Regions from separate parts of the Homo sapiens genome. Here region 2 is linked to region 1. Evidence: read pairs that join two places in POLR2A ChIA-PET (ENCODE). Cell type or tissue: PC-9. All regions are shown on one strand. Links, peaks and the distances in the headings refer to the core of each region. The heading gives the core; the rest is flanking DNA. Region 1 holds the start of LOC112268104 (a long non-coding RNA gene). Region 2 has its middle 33 kb from the start of LINC00987.

Region 1 (15,747 bases), core at 3,420-11,419:
GGGACATTGCCACCCGAATACTGTGCTTTTCCAACAGTCCTAGCAAATGGCATACCAGGAGATTATATCCCGTGCCTGGCTCAGTGGGTCCCACGGCCACGGAGCCTTGCTCACTGCTAGCACAGCTGTCCAAGATTGAATGGCAAGGCGGCAGCCTGGCTGGTAGAGGGGTGTCCGCCATTGCTGAGGCTTGAGTAGGTAAACAAAGCAGCTGGGAAGCTCGAACTAGGCGGAGCCCACCTCAGCTCAACGAGGCTTGCCTGCCTCTGTAGACTCCACCTCCAGGGGCAGTGCATAGATGAACAAAAGGCAGCAGAAACTTTGCAGACTTAAACGTCCCTGTCTGACAGCTCTGAAGAGACCAGTGGTTCTCCCTACACAGTGTTTGAGCTCTGAGAATGGACAGACTGCCTCCTTAAGTGGGTCCCTGACCCTGTGTAGCCTAACTGGGAGACACCTCCCAGTAGGGGCCGACTGACACCTCATACAGTTGAGTGCCCTTCTGAGACGAAGCTTCCAGAGGAAGGATCAGGCAGCAATATTTGCTATTCTGCAATGTTTGCTGTTCTACAGCCTCCACTGTTGATACCCAGGTGTGGACCTCCAGCAAACTCCAACAGATCTGCAGCTGAGGGACCTGATTGTTAGAAGGAAAACTAACAAAAAGAAAGGAGTAGCATCAACATCAACAAAAACCACATCCACACCAAAACTCCATCTGTAGGTCACCATCATCAAAGACCAAAGGTAGATAAAACCACAAAGATGGGGAGAAACCAGAGCAGAAAAGCTGAAAATTCTAAAAACTAGAGCACCTCTTCTCCTCCAAAGGATCACAGCTCCTTGCCAGCAACAGAACAAAGCTAAATGCTCCAATTAAAAGACACAGACTGGCAAATTGGATAGAGTCAAGACCCATCGGTGTGCTGTATTCAGGAGACCCATCTCACAAGCAGAGACACACATAGGCTCAAAATCAAGGAACGGAGGAAGATCTACCAAGCAAATGGAAAACAAAAAAAGGCAGGGGTTGCAATCCTAGTCTCTGATAAAACAGACTTTAAACCAACATAGATCAAAAGAGACAAAGTAAGCCGTTACATAATGGTAAAGGGATCAATTCAACAAGAAGAGCTAACTATCTTAAATATATATGCACCCAATGCAGGAGTACCCAGATTCATAAAGCAACTCCTTAGAGACCTACAAAGAGACTTAGACTCCCACACAATAATAATGGGAGACTTTAACATCCCACTGTCAATATTAGACACATCAACGAGACAGAAGGTTACCAAGGATATCCAGGACTTGAACCCAGCTCTGCACGAAGCAGACCTAATAGACATCTACAGAACTCTCCACCACACATCAATAGAATATACATTCTTCACAGCACCACATCACACTTAATCCAAAATTGACCACATAGTTGGAAGTAAAGCAGTCCTCAGCACATGTAAAAGAAGAGAAATCACAAGAAACTGTCTCTCAGACCACAGTGCAGTCACACTAGAACTCAGGATTAAGAAACTCACTCAAAACCGCACAACTACATGGAAACTGAACAACCTGCTCCTGAATGACTACTGGGTAAATAACGAAATGAAGGCAGAAATAAAGATGTTCTTTGAAACCAATGAGAACAAAGACACAATGTACAAGAATCTCTGGGACACATTTAAAGCAGTGTGTAGAGGGAAATTTATAGCACTAAATGCCCACAAGAGAAAGCAGGAAAGATCTAAAATCGACACCCTAACATCACAATTAAAAGAACTAGAGAAGCAAGAACAAAGAAATTCAAAAGCTAGCAGAAGGCAAGAAATGACTAAGATCAGAGCAGAACTGAAGGAAATAGAGACACAACAAAACCCTTCAAAAAAATCAATGAATCCAGGAGCTGGTTTTTTGAAAAGATTAACAAAACTGATAGGCCGGTAACAAGACTAATAAAGAAGAAGAAAGAGAAGAATCAAATAGATGCAATAAAAAATGATAAAGGGGATATTACCACTGATCCCACAGAAATACAAACTACCATCAGAGAATACTATAAACATCTCTACGCAAAGAAACTAGAAAATCTAGAAGAAATGGATAAATTCCTGGACACACACACCTTCCCAAGACTAAACCAGGAAGAAGTTGAATCCCTGAATAGACCAATAACAGGCTCTGAAATTGAGGCAATAATTAATAGCCTACCAACCAAAAAAAGTCCAGAACCAGACAGATTCACAGCCAAATTCTACTAGAGGTACAAAGAGGAGCTGGTACCATTCCTTCTGAAACTATTCCAATCAATAGAAAAAGAAGGAATCCTCCCTAACTCATTTTATGAGGCCGGCATCATCCTGATACCAAAGCCTGACAGAGACGCAACAAAAAAAGAGAATTTTAGGCCAATATCCCTGATGAACATCGATGAGAAAATCCTCAATAAAATACCGGCAAACCGAATCCAGCAGCACATCAAAAAGGTTATCCACCAAGATCAAGTTGGCTTTGTCCCTGGGATGCAAAGCTGGTTCAACATATGCAAATCAATAAACATAATCTATCACATAAACAGAACCAAAGATAAAAAGCACATGATTATCTCAATAGATGCAGAAAAGGTCTTTGACAAAATTCAACAGCGCTTCATGATAAAAACTCTCAATAAGTTAGATATTGATGGAACGTATCTCCAAATAATAAGAGCTATTGATGACAAATCCACTGCCAATATCATATTGAATGTGCAAAAACTGGAAGCATTCCCTTTGAAAACTGGCACAAGACAGGCATGCCCTCTCTCACCACTCCTATTAAAATAGTGTTGGAAGTTCTGGCCAGGGCAATCAGGCAAGAGAAAGAAATAAAGAGTATTCAATTAGGAAAAGAGGAAGTCAAATTGTCCCTGTTTACAGATGGCATGATTATATACTTAGAAAACCCCACTGTCTCAGCCCAAAATCTCCTTAAGCTGATAAGCAACTTCGGCAAAGTCTCAGGATACAAAATCAATGTGCAAAAATCACAAGCATTACTATACACCAGTAACAGACAAACAGAGAGCCAAATCACGAGTAAACTCCCATTCACAATTGCTACAAAGAGAATAAAATACCTAGGAATCCAACTTACAAGGGATGTGAAGGACCTCTTCAAGGAGAACTACAAACCAATGCTCAACAAAATAAAAGAGGACACAAACAAATGGAAGAACATTCCAGATTCATGGATAGGAAGAATCAATATTGTGAAAATGCACATACTGCCCAAGGTAATTTATAGATTCAATGCCATCTCCATCAAGCTACCAATGACTGGAAAAAACTACTTTAAAGTTCATATGGAAATAAAAAACAAGCCTGCATTGCCAAGACAATCCTAAGCAAAAAGAACAAAGCTGGAGGCATCACACTACCTGACTTCAAACTATACTACAAGGCTATAGTAACCAACACAGCATGATAGTGGTACCAAAACAGAGAGATAGACCAATGGAACAGTACAGGGGCCTCAGGAATAACAACACACATCTACAACCGTCAGATCTTTGACAAACCTGACAAAAACAAGAAATGGGGAAAGGATTCCCTATTTAATAAATGGTGCTGGGAAAACTGGCTAGCCATATGTAGAAAGCTGAAACTGGATCACTTCCTTACACCTTATACAAAAATTGATTCAAGATGGATTAAAGACTTAAATGTTAGACCTAAACCATAAAAACCCTAGAAGAAAACCTAGGCAATACCATTCAGGACATAGGCATGGGCGAGAACTTCATGACTAAAATACCAAAAGCAATGGCAACAAAAGCCAAAATTGACAAATGGGATCTAATCAAACTAAAGAGCTTCTGCACAGCAAAAGAAACTACCATCAGAGTGAACAGGCAACCTACAGAATGGGAGAAAATTTTTGCAACGTACCCATCTGACAAAGGGCTAATATCCAGAATCTACAAAGAACTCAAACAAATTTACAAGAAAAAAACAACCCCATCAAAAAGTGGGCAAAGAACAGACACTTCTCAAAAGAAGACATCTATGCAGCCAACAGACACATGAAAAAATGCTCATCATCACTAGCCATCAGAGAAATGCAAATCAAAACTACAATGAGATACCATCTCACACCACTTAGAATGGTGATCATTAAAAAGTCAGGAAACAACAGATGCTGGAGAGGATGTGGAGAAATAGGAATGCTTTTACACTGTTGGTGGGAGTGTAAGTTGGTTCAACCATTGTGGAAGACAGTGTGGCAATTCCTCAAGGATCTAGAACTAGAATTACCATTTGACCCAGCGATCCCATTACTGGGTATATACCAAAAGGATTATAAATAATGCTTCTATAAAGACACATACACACGAATGTTTATTGCGGCACTATTCATAACAGCAAAGACTTGGAACCAAACCAAATGTCCATCAATGATAGACTGGATTAAGAAAATGTGGCACATATACACCATGGAATACTATGCAGCCACAAAAAAGGATGAGTTCATATCCTTTGTAGGGACATGGATGAAGCTGGGAACCATCATTCTCAGCAAACTATCGCAAGGACAGAAAAGCAAACACTGCATGTTCTCACTCATAGATGGGAATTGAACAACGAGAACACTTGGACACAGGTTGCAGGACATCACACAGAGGGGCCTGTCGTGGGTGGGGGGATGGGGGAGGGATAGCATTAGGAGAAATACCTAATGTAAATGATGAGTTAATGGGTGCAGCAAACCAACATGGCACATGTTTACATATGTAACAAACCTGCATGTTGTGCCCATGTACCCTAGAACTTAAAGTATAATAGTAAAAAGAGACTTTAGCCTAGGGAAAATTAATAATAATAATAAAGCAGATGTAGCAAGGATATTTAATATCTTGATTAGAAGCAAGTCAGTGAATTTTTAAAATGACATTCTGAAGTTGTTTACAACCAACATTTATTATTATACTTAGCAAAAAAGAAAGGCAAAAGTTACCAATGCATTATAAGTGTAAGCTATTATCAAAAGCTAAATTACATGCTGCTTATGCCCTACATCAGTGCTTCCCAAACTACAGTACCCTCTAGAATTGCCTACAGGGCTTGTTAAAACATAGACTTCTGCCTGCCAGACACCTTCTTCCCCTTCAAATTTCCGATTCACTAGGTCTGGGGTATATGGTCCAAGAATTTGCATCTCTCGCAAATTCCCTGATGATGCAATGCTGCTGATCTGGGATTGCACTTTAAGAACTCTTGCTCTAAGCTCAGGACAGAGAAACCATTTCTAACTGACATTTTTCTAGGTTTATAAAGAGTTATACCAAACACAACCAAATGTAACAAAAACCAAAATCAAACAAATATATACAGCAAAATTTTTAACTGGCCTCCTTCTCAAGGTCCATTTACGATTTGGTACAATGGTGGTCTGGAGAGTTAAGAAATACATAGGTGCATTCACAAATGCCATCTACATACTCTCAAAGGTAAGTGAAAGCTCAAAAGCTGGAGTCAAGGCTAGTACTAGACAAAATGAAAAGGGAAAAAATATGTGCTCAAATTGTCACATGTTTGTGAAGGAGCATGGTATAAGGGAATTATTACAGCTTTGTTGCCAGGCCATCCAGTCTTTAAGATCTAGGTCTGCCATTTACTAAATATGGAATCTGAGGATTTACCTAACTCTCTGAGGACATTTGTTTGACTGTATCCTGGTTTTCTTAATACCTATTAAAAGTGATGTTGAGAACACTATCAGATAACATATACTAAAATGCCCAGTGCATAGAATATGTTATAATGTCTAGAACTCAGAGAAGGCACCATACATTACTTTAGGGTCCTATTATGTGCAAGGAACTCAATTAGGTTACTTAATCCTTACAAAAGTTTTTTCAGTCATCATCATCATAACCATCATTATTCCTATTTTGCAAACAAAAGAAACAGAACTACAAGATCATCTAGGCAAAAATTCAAAGTCAAACCCACAGTAGTTTCAAGCCAAATGTTTCTACAAATGTTTCTACAAAGTTGAGTTATCTTATACCTCTTATAGTTCCCATTTCAAGTTCCCTGGCAGTTATGAAACAGAGGTTTCATTGCAGAATAACTTCCTCATTTTGTCAATATTCCATGCCTTGCCCTCTTTAGCTTTACTTTTTTCTAAGTAATGATCACTACTTTTATTTATTATTCCATCAGGACCTTGTTGGCAGACCTAATTCAGCAAATGTAAGATGCAGGAAAGTTTATTTTGGGTAACTTATCTCCATTTTTTCTTTCATCATTCCAATAATTCTTTAGTGTTTCTGCTCTTAGATTTGTTCCCAGAGGGAGGGTGGGATCTGACCTTGAACTTCCACAAAATAGATTCTCATCTTCTCTCACTATTTATTCAACACAACAGAGGCTGTTTTATTAAACAGAGGCTGTTTTATTAAACTAGTTTATATTATACTGTCAGTGATATAAAATGGCATAAATGCCTTTTTGAGGACATTTTCATCCTTACCTACACTGCCTTTATGCCAATGATCCTTGCCATCTCTCCCAAAATATTATGTTTGTCAAAGTATCACTCAAATGTCATTTCCTCCACACTTCTTTGCCTTATCCCCAGATTTTTCTTTGCCTCCAAATACCTACAATACTGCAAGTCACTTTTTTGTGTTCTTTGCATGCTTAACTTCCTATATTAGATGCTGCTTGTCTTCTGTTTTCCTCCACTAGATTGTGTTTTTTCTTGTGTGTGAACATTTACTCCCTTATCATTCTTTTGGTGCTCACTTTTAGTTGGGCCCTCTTCAGGTGCTGCAGAGATTGGTGAGAAACCAGAAGTTCACAATCAGTAATGTCAAAAGAAGCTTTGAGAAGCTGGGAGAGGCTGTGGAAAAAAGGTACAGTGTGAACACAGTCTTGAAAAAAGAAAGCTCTCAGGTGTGCAAACAAGAAAGGGTATTCCAGACACATGAAACAGTCTGTAAAAACATATGAAGCCGTGACAGCACATGAGTAAAAAGAGGATTTGTAGAGGGGGCGATACATTTACCTATAGATGGAAGATCCACACAGGAACGCCCCCACTAATCCTATGTGGACATGTTTGGTATCACTAACCCGTCAACGTTCTCCTTCATGCTGAGCTCAGATATGACCCCAGAGCTCTTCTTAATGAAACAGTCCAGGCAACCACTGCTAACCCATTGAAGTTTTCACAAGCTATGAAATCTCTTTACAAAAACACACTAACTAAAATGTATGTGTTTCTATTTGTTAGAATTTCAGTCTACTTGGGGCATATATTTTATAGTAGGTGAAGTTTTAATGTGAATAACTCAAATTAGTTCTCATTGGTGACAGCCTTCTGTGTATATGTAAGTAAGAGAAGGGTAACAAGATGCTAGTGTTGCTGAAGAGAGGGCCAGAGCCTGGAAAAGAGAGGGCCAGAGCCTGGAAAAGAGAGGAAAAAATGATAAAAGGGGAAAAAGACCTGCCTTTCCAGCACTTTGGGAGGCCAAAGCAGGAGGATTGCTTGAGGCCAGGAGTCTGAGACTAGTCTGGGCAACAAAGCCAGACCTTGTCTCTACAAAAAAAAAATTATTCATAGCAGGGTGTGGTGATGCATTGCTATAGTCCCAGCAACTCAGGAAGCTGGGGTGGAAGGACTGCTTGAGCCCAGGAGGTCAAGGCTGCACTGAGTAGTAACCAGGCCACTGTACTCCAGCCTAGGTGACAAAGCAAGACTTTGTCTCAAAATAAGAAAAAAAAAAGTGGGGGGTGGGGAAAGAAAGGGCATGCTGAGTCAAGCTTGGGGAATTCCATTACCTCTTTGCTTCGTATCATTCAGAGGAGTGATAACAAACAAGCCAAGTTAACTAGAGTTGTAGGTAAGCACCTGAAATAACCTTCCTGGGCTCTGTAAGAACTTTACCTTTTGGTAGGTGTTTCAAAATTTTGCTACATTATTCATTTGATTCTGTTTGGTACATATTGCATTGCTCCTGGAATTACATCCCCAAATAAATAACAGTAACGTATATATCTTTACTGTCACAATGTTCACATGCAATATTTCTTAAAGCTCTTTACTGCCTCCAGCCAGTCTTGAGACCTCCCACTCACTCCACTCTTTACAATCTGAGACTACAGAGTTGTATGTGACAGAGATATCCGGTTGTCTTAGTCAGCTCAGGCTGCCATAACAAATATAAACTGGGTGACTTAAAGGACAAGAATTTATTTCTCACAGTTCTAGAACCTGGGAAATCCAAGATTGAGGTACCATCCCACTTGGTACCGCAGTGAGGGCTCTCTTCCTGGCTTGCAGATGGCTGCCTTCTTGCGGGTACCATCCCACTTGGTAGCCCAGTGAGTGCTCTCTTCCTGGCTTGCAGATGGCTGCCTTCTTGCTGGTACCATCCCACTTTTTACCCCAGGGAGGGCTCTCTTCCTGGCTTGCAGATGACTGCCTTCTCGCTGAGTCCTCACAAGGCAGGGAGAGGGAGGGTTCTGGTCTTTTCCTCTTCTTATAAAGATACTAATTCCATCATGGTGGCCCCATCCTCATAACTTCCTCTGAACCTAATTCCTTCCAAAAGGCCATATCTCCAAATACCATCACATTGATGGTTAGGGCTTCAACATATGAAATTTGGGGAGGAAGGGAAACAAACATTCAGCCCATAACACCTGACAGTATTAACTTAGCTTTATAAGGCATTCGTAAGTTATTGAAGTCCTTAGACATTGTTTACAAGTTACTCCCCAGAGAGCTGCTGAGAAATGAATCAGCATTATTATGGCCTTTTAAAGATAGGGAAAAGAAGGTCAAGTGTGGTGGCTCACGCCTGTAATCCCAGTACTTCAGGAGCTTGAAGCAGGAAGGTCCCTTGAGCCCAGAAGTTAAAGACTAGCCTGGGCAACGTGGCAAGACTCTATCTCTACAAAATATTTTAAAATTAGCCAGGTGTGATGGTGCACACTTGTGGTCCCAGCTACTTAGAAGGCTGAGGCAAGAGGATCCCTTGAGCCCAGGAAATTGAGGCTGCAATGAGCCTTGTTTGCACCACTGCACACCAGCCTGGGTGACAGTGAGAGACCCTATCTCAAAAAATAATAATAAGAGGGGAAAAAAGCCCTCAAATTTAGCAGGTTATATTCTGAAGGGCTCACAATCAATAGCAGAGTCTTTCTACAACTAATGTCTCTTTTGCGTTTTGGTCATGAGCATTGTGATTGACCAACAGAACCTAATAAAATAATGTTATTTTCTTAGTTATCTTAAAATTTTATTAAATCTCCACAATATGCTAGATGCTGCATGGATTACAAATCTGACATATATTAAGATGAATAAGTGACAAAATATGCCAAATGTATAATGGCCCATATTTATCATACATATTTAATGTGTTTTATATTTTGATTTGGGTGTTCAGACATAGTAAGATATTCACATTATGCTCTTTATCCTTATTTTGCTCTGTTCCCCAACCTGCCAGGTGACCATAGGAACCATAGCCAATGACAAAGATGCCATACTGTCTACTTTGAGGCCTTAGGCTTCTTGGTGCACCACTAAGAACCTCTCTAACTCCTCTTCAGTGCCCAGTTCTGTGGTTTTATCATAGCAATTGGTAGATTAATAAATTTTTAAAGTAAACTTTATTTATAATGACAGAAAATGCATTTGAATATATAGTATCTATATATATATACATGCACACAAACATTGTAAATGTATAGAAAAATCCTGAAAGGTTAAAAAAATGCTTTTAGAATATTTAACTTTTTTAGTAAATAATTTCAAATGTACAGAAAAGTTGGAAGCAGGAATACAAAAATAATGAAATACATGCCTTTTACTCAGATTCACTTATTAAAATTTTGCACCATTTGCTTTATTATCTCTCTTTTTCTGCCTGAACCATTTGAGGGTAAGTTATATAAATCATGGTCCTTTACCCCAAACTTTTCAGGATGTATTTCCTAACAATCATAATCATCTCTTACATAACTACAGTACAGGTGTCAACTTAAATAAATTCCACATTATATCATAGTGTTAAACATCATGCTTTAATCTACTATCTGAATTCCAGTTTTGTCAATTGACCCAAGAGTATCTTTTATAGATTTTTTTCATCTTCCAGCTCACAGGTCCAATTTACTACTGCATTTAGTTGTCATGCCTTTTTAGCCTCCTCTAATCTTGACTATATTTTCAGCATCTTTTGTCTTTTATAACATTGGCGTTTTTTAAGAATATAGACCCCCCCTTATGTTAATACAGCATTCCTCATTTGGGTTTTGTTCAATATTTCCTCATTATTAAAGTCAGGTTATGCATTCACAGCTGGAATCCTACGTAGGTGATATTGTATCCTCACAGGACACCTCATCTAGAGACACACAATGTCCATCTACCACTCATTGATGGTGTTAATTTTGATCACCTACCTAGTCAGGGTATTCTTCAGTTTCTCCAATATGTAATTATTATTTTTTCTCTTCCAACTAATAAGAAATCTGTGGGGAGATACTTTGAACCCATGGAGATATCCTGCTCCTCATCAAATTTTCTTCCTTGATTTAGTGTAAGTTGATGAGTCTTACCTTGATCCAGTCAGTGCCACGATGGTTGCTGAATGATGATTTACAACTCAGTTTGCCTTTCACATTCACCAGTCAGTACTTACTCAGCATTTTGTTCTCAAGCAAGAGTCCTCTCTTCTCTCCATTTATTTGTTTATTTTTTTAATCACCATGACTCTCTAGCCTCCTATATTTTCAATGGCCTATAAGTCATTACTGTTCCTAATTATGTTAAACAAACTTTTAATAGTGGTTATCTCTGGTGAGTGGGATTTGGAGAAAGGCTTTGAAAGGAAGATTTTCACTTTTTATAAACTCTTTACTTTTTTTTTTTTTTTTTTGAGACAGAGTCTCACTCTGTCACCCAGGCTGGAGTGCAGTGGCACAATCTCTTCTCACTGCAACCTCTGCCTCCTGGGTTCAAGCGATTCTTCTGCCTCAGCCTCCCGAGTGGCCGGGATTACAGGCGTGTGCCACCACGCCCAGCTAATTTTGTATTTTTAGTAGAGACGGGGTTTCACCATGTTGGCCAGGCTGGTCTCAAACTGCTGACCTCATGATCCACCCACCTCGGCCTCCCAAAGTGCTGGGATTACAGGCGTGAGCCACTGCGCCCAGCCAAACTCTTTACTTTTTAAGCTTTTCACAATAGCGCATATCCCTCCCTCTGTTTAAAAAATTGAATGAAAAAATTTAAAAATGGTAAAAGAAAGTATTTCCCCAGGGACACTGTAGAGGCAGAAGGAAGTAATAGGAAATCAGCCTTGAGACAGTGGACACTGTTAATACCTGTCTCTTTTTTAAGATATGCACATAAGAAAGGCAAATTTTTGGAGTTACACTGATGACTCATGACCTGTAAACTAATCTTCTTGTGATCAGCTGGCTGGGTGTACATATTAACTAGTTAGAATTAGCTCTGTAGTGTGGGGCTTAACACGTGGTAGATACTAAATTAACTGTCACCAAGACATCTACACTTATTACAGAACTTGATATGGTTTCAAGAAAATAATGAGGACATGAATCTTTACAAAATGAGATATCCATGAATTGTCAAATTATTTTATTTTCTTTAAATGAAATTAAATCAAATCCAACCTGTCACTCAACCAGGCTGACAAAAAGATATAATTTAATATTATATTTCAGTGTTGTTCTACCCCATTTTCATAATCAATTCACATATCTCTATAAAGAAAATTTACACCTATTTTGTTGTCCTCTTCACAGCATACAAAAAGAAACCATTTTTTTTAGCCTGAATGAGAGATGTTTCAAAGACAGGAACCATCAGAAAAATCAGTGGCTGGATGGAGGGGCGATAAGTTCCCCGAGTTCCTCAAGAGCTGAATATGTGAGCTGAGCACAGGGGACATTTCTTGCCTGTGCCTTTCAGAAACTGAGTCTTCTTGGAAATTTTTCTTTCTTCCAGAACAGTTCCAAATCCACTTATTGAGAGGGCTACTCAGAGTCTTTATTAGTCTCAGAGAACTTGGAGTCTCAGATAATGGAGTAGCCATGTGGGGCTTACACAGAGATATGAGGTTTTTTTAATTGGTGGGAAACAGTGAGTTACTCATTCAAACCAAATCTTCAGTCAAGCCTCTTCATCCTTGAAGCCATTCCATTTCTCCTTTCCCCCTGACCCTTGGGTCATAGTCCCCTGCTCACATCCATCCATGTTTGGGAAAAGAATGAGAGGGTGGTCCCACTCTCCTTGCTCTTCATCCATTACCAGGTGAAGGTTTAGACTGTACTTTCCTCTCTCAAATTTCCAGTTTATTATTGTCTAAAAATCTTTCCCAAGCACAACCAGTTCTCTGTAAGAGAGAAAGTACCTGGTAAGAGCTGGTTCACTTTTCCCAGTTCCTAAGCACAGTGTGTGAGTCAAGCAAAAGAGGTGTCAATTGCATGTGGCTTCTACTGAGACAAGAGTGGCCCCACTGGAACTCCCCCTCTTAAAGAACCCCAAAACACACTCAGCTTTTTCATCAAAGCACTAATTGTGTGGTTAGTTGTGAGCACATAAATTTTCCTCAAAAGCACAATAAAAGAAGGGTGATTGCACACCCCTAAACTCTAAACACCTATCTTATAAATGTGTCCCTTCTGATGATGAGGATAAGCACACATTTACTGGGTATTTTGGTTGTGACAAGTATTATTCTAAGCACTTTATGCACTTTGTCTCATTTAATTATCACAACAACCTTACTATTTTTTAAGAGCTGGGGTCTTGCTCTGTCACTGACACTGGAGTCTAGTGGTGCCATCAAAGCTCACTGCAGCCTTGAACTCCTAGGCTCAAGTGATCTTCCTGCCTCAGCCTCCCGAGTAGCTAGGACTACAGATGTGCGTCACTGCACAGCGAATTTCTTTTCTTCTTTATTTTGTAGAGTCAGGGTTCTATTATGTTGCCCAGGCTGCTCTCAAATTTCTTGGCTTCAAGTGATCCTCCCACCTCAGCCTCCCAAAGTATTGAAATTACAGGCATAAGGCACCATGCTCGGCAAGAGGTACTATCATTATTATTTCATTTTACTGATGAAGAAACTGAAGAAAAGAAATGGAAATTTTTCCAAAGTTGCACAGCTTGTAAAACTGAAACCCAGGACATATGACTTCAAATCTCCATTATCCAGTCATCCATTTTGCCTGGGACTAAGGCATTTCCCAGGATGTGGGACTTTCGGTGCTAAAATTTCAAAATGATACTGGTAGAGCTAGTGTCGCTATGGGGCCAGTCTCTTTGAGGTCCCAGGCTCTCTCCAGGTGCCTCAGGCCACCACATTAATGGTAGGTTAAAGTCTGTGACAATTCAGTGGGGGTACCAGCAGCATCCAAGCATTCACAGAAGTTGATTCTCTGGTGAGAACGAGAGAAGCGTATCCAGTGTGGATATGCAGGGGCCCCAGTTACCTAAAACTTTGAAAAGTAGCATTCAGACATTTTAATTGCCACCTTAATTCCCCATCAACTCTCTCCTGGGCCTTGGGCCAATCCACAGAAAAGGATCTATTTGCCTGCACCCTGTCTCCTGCTATGGAAGGAAACAGTTTCTTTTACCAGATTCACTAGTTGAGAGAAGTTTGGCAAAGGGATTGAGTACAGTCAGATTAGGCTTTGCAGACAGAAGGACGCTCAGCTTTGCTCCTGCCCATACCAGGGCTGAATGGGCCAGCTAACCTTACTATGAATATAGTCAGCTTCCCCGAGCTTTCTGGCAACATTTGGGATGTTTACCTACAATCTTCTCTGGTTTTAAGAACCCAGAACCAGCTGTCAAGTATCTTGAACTAGTCTCAGAAACACATGACTTGAGAGCAGTAGTGGCTTCCTGAGGTTGACATCCCCAGAAGTTCCAGAGGTCATCTTCCTTTCTCAGCTACCTGCAACCTCATTATTGAGCCTTAATCAAGATAGAAATGTCTTCTCTCTTGGGATGGAAATTGTGTCTCCTAAAAACACTCTCGGTTTCTGGTAGGTAATCATCTCCAACTTAATCTAAGTGGCATTTCCAGGTTCTGTCATCTGTCCCATCATGTTAAACCATGTGTCAGATGGCATGTCCAAGTTTGAGGAAATGATGTTTGCCTTGTGCCCAGGATTCTGAAAACATAACGCCACCACCTTAGAGCAGAAGTTTAATTTTTAACAGTCCATTCTGAAATGATGGTCTTATAGTCAGGCCCCCAAAAAGTACTCTCCAGGTAATGCTAAACACCAGAACAGGATTGTATTTACCCTCATTTAATTTCTTTATCTTCTGCTGGACAATCTTATATGTGTAATTGTGTAGTAACTTTCAAACAGTCTCACCATGGTCTGCTAGACACATATCACTAGGGACTTGTGAAAGTGCACACCCAAATCTATACCAGAGTCACAGCTAGGCTGACCAGTCATCCAGTTTGCCTGGGACTAAGGCATTTCCCAGGATGTGGGACTTTCGGTGCTAAAATTTCAAAATGATTTGGCTTCAGTGTTAAGAGTTGTAATCTACCCATGGCTCCGATATGGACCACACAAATACTTTGGTAATTCCAGTGGCAGGGGGGCCGGGGGGAAGGCATATATAAGAGACATGAATCGTAGTCCACATATTTGGGTGTGGTGGGAAAAAAAGTCATATCATGTATCAGTCAGGGCCCTGGCAGGAAAAAGCATGATAAAAGGCAATTAATTGAGATTTTTAACAACAACGACAACAAAATACCGTAAAATGTGTAGGTAGGATTAGGGGAAATCAACCAGGAATGGTGAAGCACCCTCAGGGAAGCTTATAAAGATCCTAGGGTTTGAGAGTGCAGAGAGGAAATTGTTTCCAGAACCCAACCCAGACTAGACGGGGCCGCCAGACGGTATTTGCTGCCTTCAGGAAAGGGACTCTGAAGAGAGGGATCCTTGGAAATAAATATCCCAAGTCACTCCATTCTCTTCTTCTGCAGTGCCCTCCAATGATTGGACCCAGCTGGAAGCCAGAGCAAAGAAGCCTGTAGAAGCTGTTCAAAGTGGTTCATTCTCTGGGGCACAGAGCAGGGAGAAAAATGGTAAAGAATGGATGTCGGAGACAAAAAAAAAAAAAAAAAATCAGCCGACATTATTTTCTTTCACTTAAAATTAATTTTGTTTGGGGGAATCCATCCCAAATCCATCCCCTCCTCGTCACGTCCATCCCATCTTCAATAGAGCATGCTGTTTAGTCTTTAATCTAGATTCTGACCACTTACTGCTGAGATGAACGCTGTCCAGCTTGCAGGAATGCCCAAGTCCAGTGGTTCTGTGGCTCTGCACCACAGTGTTCATGGGAATCTTTGCTAGAATTGAGAGCCTTGAGGAACAGGGTGCTACTCAAATGTGCCTACTATGAAGATATCCTCCACATTTCAAAGTCCTTCCAGGCAGCACCAGAGGGAACAGCCACAGTCCCAGTTACACAGAGGAGCTTACTGTTTTTTCCCCAGGCTTGAGACTCTTCTTAACCTGAATTCTGCTTTCGCATATCTTCCTTCAGACACTAACTCTTTTCCCCTTCCACTCTGAATTTCCTGGCATAATTTCTCCAGTGGGCTTGGATTCTCACAAAATTAAGAGGGCGGTTGGGTGGGGGGGTCTTCTGGAAGCAGCTTCTGCTTTCAGTCCTGCAAAC
Region 2 (15,747 bases), core at 3,428-11,427, 1.5 Mb after region 1:
CATCTGTCTTAAAACAATTTCTGGTATAAGAAAAACATGATGTTAGAAATTGATTCTTTTGGCCTGTTCTGAAATTTTCAGTACTCATACATATTGTAGAGGTGACAGAAATGATTACAATTCACATTTAAAATTCCCCTCTTCCCTTTTCCAACTCTTGTCAATGTTGTATTCCCCCTGAGAGTTCCATAAGAATAAAGCAGAAAGCATGGAAAGAAATACCAAAGTAGGGTTGTCTTACTTCATCTAGGTAACAAATATTCAGCACAACTCTTCATCTTAGAATTGCAAAGTGGGAGAGTCATCCCGGGAATATATATTAGTGAGTTTATTGAAATTAAAAATAATGCAACATTTTTTTCTGTTAGAAATAAGTCCAGTTTGACTGGTTATTTTGACAATAAGGACTGGCTTTGCAAATCAGGTTACTGGTGGAGACTTCCTTTAAATGAAATGAGCTAAATGTGCAGGTTATGGTTCTGATCAGATAAAAGCCTTTTATGAGGCTTTATATTGACAAAGTATATTAAAATAAATGATATTTCAAAATTTCCAAACTTTCTGAGTATATTTGGTAAAAGTTGTGTTTTTAAGTAAGAAAGTAATGATTGGTGGCCGTTTATAAGTCCTTTTAAGCCTTTATTGAATACTTTCTAGGAACCGAGAATAAGAATGATCATAATGGCTGATTTCCAAATCCTGTTGCAATTGACCTGGTTTAGCACTTTGCTTTCAATAAAATTACAGAGGACTTATCAGCTGATAGATAATTAAAAGTAATTTTTAATGGTTATAATGTGACCTTTGGCTTTTAACATGGAAGCCTAAATAATTAGATAACATTGTTATAATAGAACGTCCCCTATTTCTATTTCTCTCTTTATGTGAACAGGTTTCCTTAGTGCTTACATCTATACAATAGAAAACAGAATAGCAATATTCTAGAATTGAAATAGAGCAGGGTAGAACAAATAGAGAATAGATGAAACTTGTTTTAATCCAGCAATAAGCAATATTCATCCAAGAATACACAATCTTAGGGAGCCAGCTGGAATACATGATTTATTTCACTAAAAAATTATTTTTGAACAAAATGTTCTCATTTTTAATATCTATTAAGATTATAGCAGATATATAATTTTATAAATAGTATATTGATAATAATTTTAATGATAATGCAACCTAGAAAACATTTATTACTAATTAGAACTTTACAGGCTCAAGAATATTTTTATAATAATCTTTGATGATCTTTAGTTGCAGAAACATATAATAGGGCGATCAATAAAATATATTGAAGTATGCAACTCCAGGATAAAATTACCTGAGGAAGTAGAATGAAAATATAAGACCAAAAAGAAACAAGAGTGATATAAAATTTCCTGCTGGTGAAAAAAGTGTTCATGTGTGTTTTACAGGAACGGTGGTGGCCAAAAAAAATCACTGCAGTGTCTACATTTCATCGGATACATTTAAAAAGTGGTATTACATTTTATTTTTTAAACATCAGTATTATACTACACTTATTTTAGTGTAGACACTTTAGATGTCAAGTGTATGTAAGATATTACATGTTTAATAAAATTCTTTTAAGGAATACAAGGAAAATGTTTGAAGATCCCAAGAGTATAGAAGCCTTAGCTGACAGTGCTGAGAAAGTATTGTGTTTACCCTATAATGTCAAATGTTTCAAATGTATCAACTAAAATATTTTAATTAAAAATTAAAATGATAAAATTCTGATAATTCTTGAGATTTATTCTTCTATTCCAGAAGTTCAAACTGTGATGACAATTTTTGCTTCATACGTACAAAAAAGGATTTTATGTTTAGTCATTCAGCATTTGGTCAAATACAGGTTTGGTACGTATCTAAAAAGTATGATCATGCCTGGAAAAAGTGATATAGAGACCTCTTAAAAGTCATTTACTGCTTATTATAGGTTAATTTATCCCATATTAAACTGATAGAGAATAAGCACGTTTATGGTAATCTAGGGGTGAGGGTGGGATGTGGGAAGAGCTGGGAAGATGAGTGGAAGTAAGAGAGCATACAAATGGAGCCAAAATAAAGCAGAAGAGTTTTACAATTACCCAAGCAAGCATTTGTCGACTACAAGGGCCAACACAATGTATTACTACAGTTTATTCCATTTGACTTGGCATTTTTTTTAGCCATAGTTTATCATCATTGGAATTTTAATAGCTTACATATCTACAGTTTTGCAGTCCACCAAGGGTTGTCACATACATCATCTTTACTTCTCCATCACTCTTTCAGGTCATATAGAAAAGTGTATGTCAAGATCTGCCTAGCCCCAATTTAGAAAGGAACACAGTAAAATATTCCCCGTTCTCAGAAGTGCCTATTTCTCTTCACATCTTATTTTATAGTTGAAATCAGTTCTTTATTCAAAATATCCAGACTTCAATTTTATAAGGCCCTAGTTTTATTAATTTAACAATGGGACCTTTCTTATTTTCAGTGTTCCATAAAAATAAATTCTAACATCTGAATCCCCTTTGGAAAGCAAATAGGATGATGCATCACTGTTGATAAAATATTTTCTATCACTCAGGATAAAATTAAATAAGAATGTTCATCAGAGAGAGATCATTTTCTTAGAGAATAAAATAAATTAACTGAATTTATATTCTAGATGTTGAATGAATTAAGAAACAGTAATTATATATTACATATGTTGTTATACCCAATGAACTGCCCTTTTTAAAATAGTAAATATAAGAATACTTATACAGATCAAAAGTGAATCTTTCAAGCAATGGAGAGGTTGCTCCCAAACTTGTCTTATTTAAAATTCTATGACAGATTTCACTTCCTTGTTTCACTGAAGAGCCAGTTAGGATGAATCTTGGGTGAAGAATGTATGTTGTGCTCCCTAGACTACCAAAACATATTTGGGATATGGATTTACATTAATACCTCTTTTTAAAACTGCAAGAATATTGGTTTATTTCATCAAACCATGTAATTTGTTTTGTGTTTTCATGAAAATAGTTTTAAAACTGATTAATGACCTGAGCTAGTGGTAGCCTCAAACTACTATTTTTCAGGAATTTAGAAAATTTGGGAAAGTGGATAAATTAATACATATGGTCATGAAAATGATCTGGAATTGATTTTTTTATGCTGGAAGTAGTTAATATGTTACAAAAATAAATGATTGGCAGTTTACTTTCACTGCCCATCAGATGAAATAAAAACCAGTGAGTTGGAGCAAGAACAGGGTTAAAAGAATCGAGGGCTCAGGCTCCCATTCTGCCCTCTTCCTTTCTGTACCGTGATGGGAAATCAACTGCCCCCGCCAGTCTTGATCCTGCTTTTCCTGCTCCTTCCCAGTGATGCTGCAGCTGCTGCAGAACCATAAGCATTATTTCCAGAAAATTAAATTGTCCTCCTTTTTTCCCGTTCTATTATCTCTTTGATCTGTATTTCCTAATTCCCTACACAATTTTCTGCTGTCAAAAGGGCCAGGAAGTATCAGCAAGTCATTACTACTCATGTGGAAAGAGACATCCTCCAATTTCAGGAAAGTCACAGACATAAGGCAGCAACATCTATGAAACATTTACCAAAAAAGAATATAGAATTCCTACCCAAAAAGGGATACATTTTTTTATTGATTCATAAAATGGATTGCACGTCGTGACAATTGTGAAATGACTCAGTATCTGTGTTTTCCTCAAATAAGGGATTGCCAAGATGAATGTATGCTCTACAGACAAGCCAGGATTTGTGTGTCAGTTCACTCAATCCTTTGGCACACCTTTAGGAGCTGGCATTGGGTCTTGGGAATCTACAGATTAGCAAAATTCAGACGCCGCCCTCAACACCTCACAGTATGGAAAAGTAGAGAGATGGTGCACAGAGAATGAACTATAGAAGAAAAACAGAAGCAGGCATTGCAGGATTCTGTCAGAATACTTCCAAAGAATGACCACTCTTCATGAGGCCTGATGTAAGAGAGAGGGCTTCACCAAATTCTGCACAGAGAAAGTCACTTTTGAGATATGTGTTATGAAGCAAACAGAAGTTTTCTGGGTAGACAGGGACACTCAGGAAGAGAGAGAAGAGTGTGTACACGTACAGCATCCCCAGATGTAGTGTGTCTGGGTGCTTGTGAGAGGCAATTGGTGAGAGGAGAGTGGTATTTTCCTCTGGGTGTATATGGCAATATGTCTGGTGATTAGCCTGGCTCAGCTTGCCTCGTCTCCATCACCAAAGAGCTAAAGAAAGAAAAGAAAAGAAAAGAAAAGAAAAGAAAAGAAAAGAGCTAAAGAAAGAAAAGGCCCTGCTCCCAAGGTCATACTGAAAAGCAATTCAGCTTCTCCCCATGTATTAAATGTTATATTTTTCCTAGTTTCCTGGAACAAAGAGATCTGTAGTATCATCCATGCAAAACCCAAGACCGCATGCAGAGAGGTTCTTAATGCTTTCAATGATGATTTGTTGATTGATTTGCATATTGAAATTATGAAATTTTTATCCAAAATATATAATAACTCATGGATTGCTTACCCATGGCTATTGACAGCTTTGCTAATATTATGTGGGTGAGTACTTCACAACAGAAGAGAAGCATATCTGGGGTTTAACTTCTGGTTTTCTCAGTTCCTCAGATCTTTTGGGTTGGCCTTTGGAGAATACACTCCTGCTAAAATCTGTCTCTGTTCTATGATTGGTGACAAAAGCAAAGATTATTTAGAAAATGGCCATAATAATGATGTCTTTTTGACCCCTCCATAGTTAATCTGGACTTCTCCCCTCCACAGGTAGTACCTAGTGCTGGTCCCATCACACCTCTACACTGGAGTTCCTGAAAAGACCTGTGTCATCCTTAATCACCTGAATGAGATGGTGGCACTGAAAGTAACTCTGATGTACAAAATGCAGAAGAGATCCCTCCTCACAGACCTGGTGACGAAGAGGAACTATTTCTACTGCAGTTCCTTCATGGTCAGTACTGATCCTTGAAATAAGGGAGCTGGATAGAGAAAGAGCACATTAGCTGATACCTTTGGTTCTAATCCTTTGAAAATAAAAAATGCATAATGAAAGAAAAATAAGAAGTACAGAGTGAATCTCAATTTAGATTTTAAGAATGGAAGTTCTACTGAATATGCTCACAGCTTACATGATATTTACAAACAGAGTGCCATGCATAAAATTTAACAGTAGTTATAGAAAGGATTTAATCTGATCTTAAACTTCTGAGGTAAATAATATTCATACCATTACAGATAGAAACACTGAGATTTATAAAGTCAAATAACTTATCTAAGATCTCACCAATGGTTGATAGTGGATGTATTGTCCTTTTAATCTTTTACTACTTAAGGTATTAATTGTTTAATCATATGTAGTTACCACAAATAATAACATAAAATTTTTTTTGAGACAGGGTCTCTTTCTGGCACCCAGGCTGGAGTGCAGTGGTGCCATCACGGCTCACTGCAGCCTTGACCTCCCAGGCTCAGGTGATCCTCCCACCTCAGCCTCCTGAGTAACTGGGACTATAGATAGGCACCACCATGCCTGGATGATTTTTTGATTTTCTGTAGAGGTGGGGGTCTCACTATGGTTCCCAGGCTGGTCTTGAACTCCTGGGCTCAAGCAATCTGCCCACCTTGGCCTCCCGAAGTGCTGGGACTATAGGCATGAGCCACCGTGCCTGGCCAGATAATATATAATGTTGTTGACCTTTGAAAAATAAAATTTAATAATTATTTTAATATCACCATTTTGCTGTGAAAATGCAAGCATCCCATTTCAGTCATAACTGGCTTGAAGAATTAGCTCATTTTATTGCAATATTTTCTCCTTCAATCATGTTACTGTCATGTTACAACATCATAATAATCTACTTTTAAGACAAGGAGCATTATCCTTGACTTTGTCCCTTACTAATTCTCAGGGACTAACCAGGAAGACAGAAACTCCTAATGGCTGAGAAATTCAGAAGTAAGTCTGGGCAGATTCTTCAGCTCATTTCTGTTTTACAGATTCCAGAATTACCATCTTCCTGGGTGGTCATTGCTGTGGAGGTAGAGGGGGCAACTCTGCATTTCACAAAGAGCAAATCAATATATATAACTACAGCAGAGAACCTAGTCTTTGTCCAGACAGACAAACCCATATACAAACCAGGACAAACAGGTATGAGGAATCAAATGAGCAAGGGGAACTTTGGGAGAGGGGAGGAGCTTCTTTATTACTTTATTCTGCAATCCTGGGAATTCAGGCATGCTATTACTACCCCAGGCTCCACGGGGTGATTTCACAGGAAAATACCTCTGTTTCAGTGAAATTCCGTGTTGTCTCTATGGATGTCAATTTCCACCCTTTGGATGAAATGGTGAGTCTCGTAATGATGGGTGATGGCTGAGGGAAAAAGGAAGGCCTATTCTTTTGGGAAACTTGAGACCAGTTAAAGAGGTATTTTAAGCCCACCACATGAAGATCTCATAAGGGTATCTCTGCTAGAAGAATAAGGGATGTCAGAATCAAGGCACTCCATAAACTGCATTCTTAAAATGAATTCAGTATGCAGTTGAAGCTGTCCTCTTAAAGATTCCAGTTACTTTCATTGAATAAATGTGTGAATTTGATTTCCCTCTTAAACAAATATAATCTGTGAAATAATAATAAACTTATTATTCGGACCTTTTTATCTAAATAGGTTTCCTCAATTGTATGTTATTTAACAATAGGAAAGTCATGACTTCGTGAAAGATGTATGTCCCAAACTAAACATACAAAGTGCTGTGAACCAAATGGGGTATTTCCTCATTTGGAATATAGAGACTTACTTTCTCTGGCCCATATACTCTGTCAGTGCTGGTGTCATGGTTTTCTCCTTCTATATTCTACCATGTGCTCATACTATCTTTTTTTCTTTTCAGTTTCCGGTGGTTTATATTGAGGTAAGTGGTATGTTGTACATTACAACTGGAATGAGGACTCTCTACAAGTTACATTAAATTGCCTCTCTCCCTTCCCTCACCATTTCACCAAAGCTAAACAAATACTGTTTTTCTGTCCACTTTAAATTCTAAGTGGATAACATGTAAATGCAGGAACATTTCTTGAGATGATGCAATTTAGTGACTCATCCAATATTTCTGACCAAAATAAATATACATAATACCAAAAAGAGGCATCAGTACGAAATGTTATCTGTAATATCTCATAGCTAGTAAACTTATTGCCCTTATCTCAGGTTGGAATTCCTATAAAACTTTGCTAATACCTTTGGGCCAATTTACCAACCATCTGTGATACAGCTGCCTATGTCGTTCTTACCCGCAAAGCTGCCCTTCTACTCAAAGGTATATATTTCAATTGTTTCTATGAACTCATAATATTTTTACCTATAGGACCCCAGGAAGAACCAAATTTTCCAAAGGCAAAGTCTCAAATTGCAAGGGGGACTCAACCAACTCTCTTTCCCGCTATCAGTGGAGCCCATTCTGGGTTCCCACAAGATCATGCTGCAGAGAGAGTCAGGGAAGAAAATACAGCACTCATTTGAGATGAATGAATATGGTAAGAATGCTCTATGTGTAAGGCATTTATAACGTCAGAGTATTTAAGATTAGATAATTTTTACATATAGGTAAGAATCAAAGGTCTAGCATACAATAGTTGAAAATTAGCAAGCTTTTAAATTTACCCATATATTTGCTAAGTGCTTTTTATGTACTACCTCATTTAATTCTCACAATGCCCCTCTGGGACAGATACTATTATTATTCCCATTTTGCAAATGAGCATATCAGTACTGGAAAAGTTAGTAACTTAAAAAAATCACAGAGTCATTAAGGGGTAGGAAAGATTTGAATTGATACTCAAACATAAATTGTTAACCAATACATTGTGTCAGCTACATACACTATGTATGTTTTTTATATTTTATAACTGAAAGTATTTCCAGGGATTATTTTATGGTTGTCTATAACCTACACCTATACTACTCTAATCAACTATGATTCCTAAACCATATAATTTAGTAATCAACTAAACTATAGTTCAACTAAGTATGGTAGTCAACTAAACTTTAACACAATTGATCTAGTCAGTACTCAACCATAGTTGATTACTAAGTCAGACATTGAAGCCATCTTATTAGTTATCAGTTATGTGGATTTTGTAATGTAAATTAAATATTTTATGCCATGGCTGAGAAGTCCTATCACAAAACATGGTTCCCAAAACTCGTCAGAACTGCCATCAAAATCACAGAATAGTATTATATTGTAGGAATAACACCTTACAAAACTGTGAGAGAAGCTAGAAAAGTAAGAGGCCATCAGGAGGAGTTGACAGGTGAGAGAAAATTACTAGCCAGTTCTGAAGCATGATTAGGGGTGTATAAATGTGAGCTTGCAAAGGTCTGGGAAGCGAGGGACCCTCAGCTGCCCAAGTGCACCAACCATGCAGAGGAGCTGACAGAAGAATCTGTGGAAGATTATTACCTCTGCACTCTGCATAGCTACCACTTTAGTAGGCTTATAGCCAGGTGTCAGATGATGGGCCTCAGACCTCTGTTAGTCAGCAGGGCTGGCATTTGGGAAGAAGAGCTGGGCCTAGGGAGGGAAAGAATAAGAATACATTGAAACCTATTGGTCCCTCTTTACCACATCTAACTGTGATGATCTTCAGGGACTAATCATGCTGCCTTCCCTCTATCTGGGAAATCTGGCACAAATTCAGAGAAAGAGAGTCTAGGGAATGTATTATCAAGTTAACCAAGTGAACATAGTACAAACTGCTCATGGTAATGAATGGCTTCTCCTTCTCAGTATTGTCCCTGGGCTCCCTGTTGTAGCTGAAGTCATTTCATGTGACCACATGTTAAAGGTTCTGTCATAGCATCTACTACCAATACTTGTAAGATCTCTGGCCCACTCTCACCTTTTTTTTTCTTTTTTATCAAAACAGTTTTGCCTAAATTTGAGGTCCAAGTAAAAATGCCCAAGGTTATTGGTTTTCTAGATGAAGAATTTGTGATAACAACCTGTGCCTTGTGAGTTGCATTTTTTTCATCTCATTTCTATTTCTGTACTCTATCTGAGGGGAGGTATTGTAAATAACAGTTACTGAAGTTGGAAGTGTTTTAATTAGGAGAGGAATACCTCTCTTTGTAGCTTGCCTAAGCTCACAGTAGGGAGCAGGTACAGTAGCAGATGACACACATCTGCTAATCATAAAATCATTTACTGGACATTTAAAATGGGCCAGACAATGTTCTAATTGGCTTGTGTGTACTAATATTTTTATTCTGTAAGTAATCCTATAAAAAGGAGAAGCTTGGGGAACTGACCCTACACCTTATCTGCCCCATCATTTGGGCTAAAGCAATAGGTTTCAAACGTCAGTGTTCAACAGAATCTATGGGGTGGGGAGTGTGCTTACTTCAAATGCAGATTCTCTGGCCCCATGTCCAAAGATTCCAATCATACATCTGAGGAAAGTCTCAGAAATCTGCATGTCAACATGTATCCCAGATCGTTTCAATGCTGGTGGTCCACAAAACACGTTTTGAGAGACAACAAATTAGTTATGGCTTTGTGTCATTTCCTTCTATCATATTAGGCAGAATCAAACTGAGTCATGATACAACATTTTTGTTTTATAGCTACTACTTTTCCATCTAACTTCACATTTATTTTCTTAAAGTACCTATAAATCAAGGAGAACTCAGAAATACACTCTCTACATAGTCTTAATATGTTGCCCTAAGACAATGTAGGAGGTGTTGTCAAAGCTGGAATCATGACCTAGATAATCTGACAGCAGAGAAAGAGGGAAATAGGACCATCTTATAGTAAAACCGCAACTAAGAGGGAAGAAAGATCTGAGAAAAACTAAATTGGTAATTTTCCATTTGGAGCTGTTTCAAAAAGATTCTTCCAGTACTTTTTCTGAGAGTTATGGACAATTAAGACACGGCCTTTCAGAAGAAGGGTTTATAAAATGGAAATAATATGGAAGGTAATACAACAGCTTAAGGTGGATGTATGAAAGGATCAAGTCAGTTGAAGAAACATCAGTATTATTTCCATTAAGTAGCTTTTCGCATGGCCACCTTATTGTTATAGGTACACATATGGAGAGCCTGTCCCTGGTCTGGTGACACTTAGTGTATGCAGAAGATATTCACTATGCCGTTCCGACTGCCACAACACACATTCACAAAGTATCTGTGAAGAATTCAATCAACAGGTATGTGGAAACCACTCTCCTCAGGACACTAATACCAAGGTTTTCTCTTCTCATGGATTACAATAGTGAATACAATACAACAGAGAATAGTGTTTGAAATACCCATCAAGCAAAATGGTGGAGTGGGGGAAAATTGTAAGATGGTCTGGCAGTGTTGGGGGCTCACTTGAGGGTTGGGCTCGTGGGTATCTAGTGGTATTTATCTGGTTAGTTTGGTAATGTCCTTCCAACGGCAATCCAAATGCCAGATATAAGGGCATAAAAGGATGTGGAAGGATCCAGAGTTGTCTTTTATCAAACAGAAAACAGAAAAATGTGTGTGGCAGGTGTTAAGAATTTGGCTAGTGGGAGAATCAAATGGAATGTCGTGGAAAGTAAACTGCGCTGGAGGAATGTTAAACCAGTATAAGGCTGAAGGAAGGAAGGCTTCCAAGGACAATGGATTAGATGCCCAAAACACGTCAAGGAAGAAGTGGAATAAGAATAATTAAGGGGAACAGCTGAAAGTAGAATGTGATGTATTAAAAAATAAAAGGCAAAAATTACTGATTCCAGAGGCAGAGTATGTAAAAAGTCCAGGGTGTGGCAGTATGAGCAGACCCTGTAAGGGTGACGCAGGGCAGGTAAGCTCCCAAATGGGGTTTTAGCCCAAGAGGGTTCTTTTCTTCACCCAGGAAAGAATTCAAGGGCAAGCCAGAGGTGTTAGAGACAGCAACGTTTATTGAAGCAGCAGCGTACAGCAGCAGCAGAGGTACTGTTCCTTGCAGAGCAGGGCTACCCCATAAGCAGTGTGCCCATAGTAGCAGCTCAAAGGGAGTACTGCAGTCATATTTACACCCATTTTAGTTACATGGAAATTAAGAGGCAGATTATGCAGAAATTTCCAGGAAAAAGTGGTAACTTCTGGGTTGTCAGGCCATTGCCATGGAAAGAGGCATTAACTTCGGGTGTCGCCACGGCAATGGTAAACTGACATGGCACACTGGTAGGCACGTCTAATGGAAAGCAGCCACCCTGCATCCCTGTTTTAGTAAGTTCTCAATTTGGTCCGGTGTCTGAGACCTGCTTCCAAAGTTGAGTCCCACCTCTTACCTCAAGGGTATGGAAAAGAAAGTTATCAAAGCTGCAGAGAGCAAATGAATGAGAGGCCAGAGTAACGAATATAATAATGAACACCAAGGCAGACACTGACAAGCAAGATACTATAAGAGGAATCTAGCTGCCCAAATCTGTAATGTATCAGGGAGACTAGTATTAACTTCTGTTTTCAAGTGAGTCATGACATACATCTATATAAAAATAAATTAATATGATTAAATTTATTATGCAATAAAGATTTTCTTATAAATAAATTTAAAATGAAAACAAATCTTTATTAAAACATGTACCCCAACATTTAGTTTGAAAACTTGGTTATGGTGAGGATTCATCTATTTAATAAATGTATATATTCCTATTAATATCCTAGATATTGAGAATATACAGTTAAGAACATAACAATCCTGGCTGGGTGCAGTGGCTTACACCTGTAATCCCAGCACTTTGAGAGGCTGAGGTGAGAAAATCGCTTGAGCCCAGGAGTTTGAGACCAACCTGTGCAATATAGTGAGACCCCTGCCCCTATAAAAAATAAAATATCAGCCAGGTGTGGTGGCACATACCTGTCGTCCCAACCACTCGGGAGGCTGAGGTAGGAGGATCACTTGAGCCCAGGAGGTTGAGGCTGCAGTGAGCCATGATCATGGCCACTGCACTCTAGCCTGGGTGACAGAGTGAGACTCTGACTCAAAAAAAGAAAAAAAAACAAAACAAAACATAGCAATCCTTAGTCAATATTTATAGGAATGAAAGCCTTCTCAGAATATGTTATGTCTGAGTTAAGTTTTGAGGAGCCTAACTGTTGGCTACGGTAAGAATGGGAAAAAGAGAATTATCATTTGAGGAACAACACATGCATAGAGATAGAATTATGAAATACCATGGCACGTTTGGAAACTCTAGAAAGTTGAATATGGCAGAAATGGAATCAGTTTTCAGAAGAGAGGGGAGAAGCCAAAGGTTGATAATGAATAAATCAATGATGAACGAAGAAACTTTATGTCATTCTTGGGCTTGGGAAAAGATAAGCACCAAAAGAATGGTCAGAACATTTGTTACATTTATTTTTATGGCCAGTAAAAAAATTCTCATAAATTGACAGCTGACTTTTTAAGTAGCAAATTGGAAGACCTGAGAATTCTCTTTCTTTCTCTTCAGGCAGACACTGAAGGATGTTTCACACAACTTGTAAACACTAAAATATTTCAGCTGAGACAAAAAGAGTATGACATGACGATACATGTCAAAGCGAAGGTCAAAGAGGAGGGAACCGGTTTGTATTATTTTTAAATATTTATTAATGTGATACATATTTATCAAACTTCCATTCCATGTAAAACACTTTATAGTTTCTGGAGATTATGAAAATAACACGGTCCCTGCCCTCAAGGAATTAGGCACCTAAAAATAGAAATTAAGTGTGTGTGTGCACATAGCCATAATAAAATTTCTGCAAGAAATACAAAAAAGGGCCAAGTGAGTATGAAGAGAGGTAATTAATTCTAGTATACCTTCTAGAGCCCAAAGAAAACCTTATTGCTAAAATAGCATTTCAACTGATTTATATAGGGTAGGTAATACTTTGAAAGATTAATGATGGAAAGGGAAAACGTGATAAGCATCAAAAACTATGATCTCAGAAGAATCTGAAAATGGAGGCTGGTGCTAAGCTGTGGAGAAAAGTAAATCATACACTAAAGAGTTTAAATTTATTCTGAAAAGCTTGGATATCTTTCAATATATTTGAGAAGAATCGTCTAAATAAATTGATATTCTTAAAAGGTAAGTCTAGCAGACCTGAAGAGGATAGGCTAGATGAAAAAATGTGCTACCATGTGGTACGTCAGACGATTAGTCAAAGGTGACCCCAAAGATTCCAAATTTGGGGCCTGGGAAATGGAAATACCATTAACCAAGATAATGAGTCAATGAAAAAGAACTGTTATGATGAGATGTGTTAAAAATAATTTTTTTTTTTTGAGATGGAGTTTCGCTCCTTGCCCAGGCTAGAGTGTAATAACTCGATGTCGGCTCACTGCAACCTCCACCTCCCAGGTTCAAGTGATTCTCCTGCCTCAGCCTCCTGAGTAGCTGGGATTACAGGCATGCGCCACCACGCCCGGCTAATTTTGTACTTTTAGTAGAGACAGGGTTTCTCCATGTTGGTCAGGCTGGTCTCAAACTCCCGACCTCAAGTGATCCGCCCGCCTTGGCCTTCCAAAGTGCTGGGATTACAGGTGTGAGCCACCGCGCCAGGCCAATGTTAAAGATAACTACAGCTTGGAATATCAAAACGGAAGTGGATGTATTTAGCTGATAATTTTAAAACAGAGCCAGAGTTAAATTAGGACCAGAAATGTAAATCTAAATCCATTCTCGTTGTGTCTATGTCCTCTTAAGAGTGAGTGCGGCCGGGCGCGGTGGCTCACGCCTGTAATCCCAGCACTTTGGGAGGCCAAGGCGGACGGATCACGAGGTCAGGAGATCGAGACCATCCTGGCAAAACACGGTGAAACCCCGTCTCTACTAAAAATACAACAAAATTAGCCGGGCGTGGTGGCGGGCGCCTGTAGTCCCAGCTACTCGGGAGGCTGAGGCAGGAGAATGGCGTGAACCCGGGAGGCGGAGCTTGCAGTGAGCGGAGATCGCGCCACTGCACTCCAGCCTGGGCGACAGAGTGAGACTCCGTCCCAAAAAAAAAAAAAAAAAAAAATAGTGAGTGCAAATGCTCTGAAAGTGAGCTCATTTAGCACTGCTAAATTTAGGATAGAGACAGGACAAAGAGGCGTCCAAGGACAGAAACAACTGCATTTAGGAGATAGACAGTAACAAATAAATCAGCATAATTAAATAAGAAGCCAGAGAGCTGGGGCAAAAACAACGAGGATAATTTTTTAGAAGCCCCTGGAAGGAAGAGTTTCAGTGGTACTTAGTGTGGAGTACTACCGAGAGTTCATGTACAATGAAGTCTGAGATGAGAATTCGATATGGAGGGCAAGTAGGGAATCTTTTAAGAATTTGATAGCACTGTGTTTTTGATAAGAACAAGATACAGAGTACACATCATTGAATGGAAAAGCACCAGGTGTTCACTATCCTTTGGATAGCTCACGCAGGGAAACGACAGGTCTTTCTGGAAATAAAGTTTGTATTAGAAATTCAAGCATATTTTGGGCCAGTGTGATTGTGAAGAATCCAACCATGTACAGAAAGTTGTGGAGGGAGAGCAGGGATGTGAGAGAGGGAAAAACAAAGATGGAGCAAGATCACAGAGGAGTTGAGAAAATAAAGAACATAGGTGGAAAACCAGAGGAATGAGGGATGATGGATACCAATAATGTTTCATGTGAAGGTGAAGCTAATGTCCAGTTGCTGGTCAAATAGCTTGTAAATGTGGGAAACTGGCAAGAATAAAGAAAAGAGAATGTGGATGGTATTTTGTTATGATGAAGTGAGGCTGAGGAGGAAGTAGGAGGTGAGTTTTTAATACATAGAATGGTTCAACTTCATTTATTTTTCAGGATTGGAATTAACTGGGCATGGATCATATGAAATCACAGATACCTTAAGGATACTGAGATTTACTAAAGTAGATTCACATTACAGAAGTGGACTCCCCTGGTATGGACAGGTAAAAAAAAATGTTTTTAACATAATCACAATTTGGGGCATGAGGTTTTTAAGAAAATGAAGTTTTAAATCACAAAATCAAAATTTATTTAAAAAAATAATATTTCAAATAGGAAAAAAGTACAGCAGATTATAATTTAAAAAGCAAATATAATCACAAAATCCAGAAAAACAAAGCATGTTTTATTAACTTCCTAACACACCTCTGTAATACATTTGTGTAGTTCAGCTGCATACTCTTTGATTGTCTCTTTATAAACAATGATTTTGTAACATAATTTTTATAGGAAGAATTCAAACACATTCTTTCATCTAGATGATTGAATTTTTTATTACTGGTAGTTTTTAAAGTTGTTTTCCATTTCAAAGTTTCATATAGATACCAATATTGATACATTTTAGAGCCAATAATTTAGTAAACTATCCATTTTCTTTCATATAAGAGATGCAAGATTTCTAGGTATTTTAAATTATATTTTGTAGTAAATAATCTTTGAATTAACAGTTCATGGGCAAATGCTTCAAGCTGTATTTTGAATTTTATATTTGATATTTTATACTTGAATTTTACATTTTCTTCATTTATCCTAGTATTTCATATTAAATTATCAAGAAATTAATAACTATATAGATATAGTTTCATATGGCCATTTCAGGTAGAGAGAAGATCATGAGAAAAACTGATGACTTGAAAGGTGAGTATGACATGGTCAGAAATGTAAGATAAAAGGGAGAATGTCTAAGGCTCTGGGTATGAAACAGTTTTTCAAGAGC

Evidence for each region. Peaks named below come from ENCODE experiments on the same cell type or tissue, not always from the same donor. Only the 100,000 strongest peaks of a DNase experiment are listed, where the experiment ranks them.
Region 2: POLR2A ChIA-PET joins it to region 1 with 5 read pairs; 1 of 35 experiments calls an interaction of 5 or more read pairs at or near these places.

The regions. Positions count from the first base shown.
Region 1 is chr12:10,732,372-10,748,118 of GRCh38, reverse strand. It overlaps LOC112268104 (a long non-coding RNA gene), which reads left to right and starts at 6,796. Exons shown (of 4, transcript XR_002957443.2): 1 at 6,796-6,898; 2 at 15,047-15,148. RefSeq lists an enhancer at 7,701-7,850. In PC-9, for the core only: no CTCF peak of the experiment used is centred there; a DNase peak (open chromatin) is centred at 7,728; H3K27ac peaks cover 2,263 bases.
Region 2 is chr12:9,264,868-9,280,614 of GRCh38, reverse strand. It overlaps the pseudogene A2MP1. Among named protein-coding and RNA genes, the nearest start is that of LINC00987, 33 kb to the right of the region's middle. In PC-9, for the core only: no CTCF peak of the experiment used is centred there; a DNase peak (open chromatin) is centred at 7,134; H3K27me3 peaks cover 5,130 bases.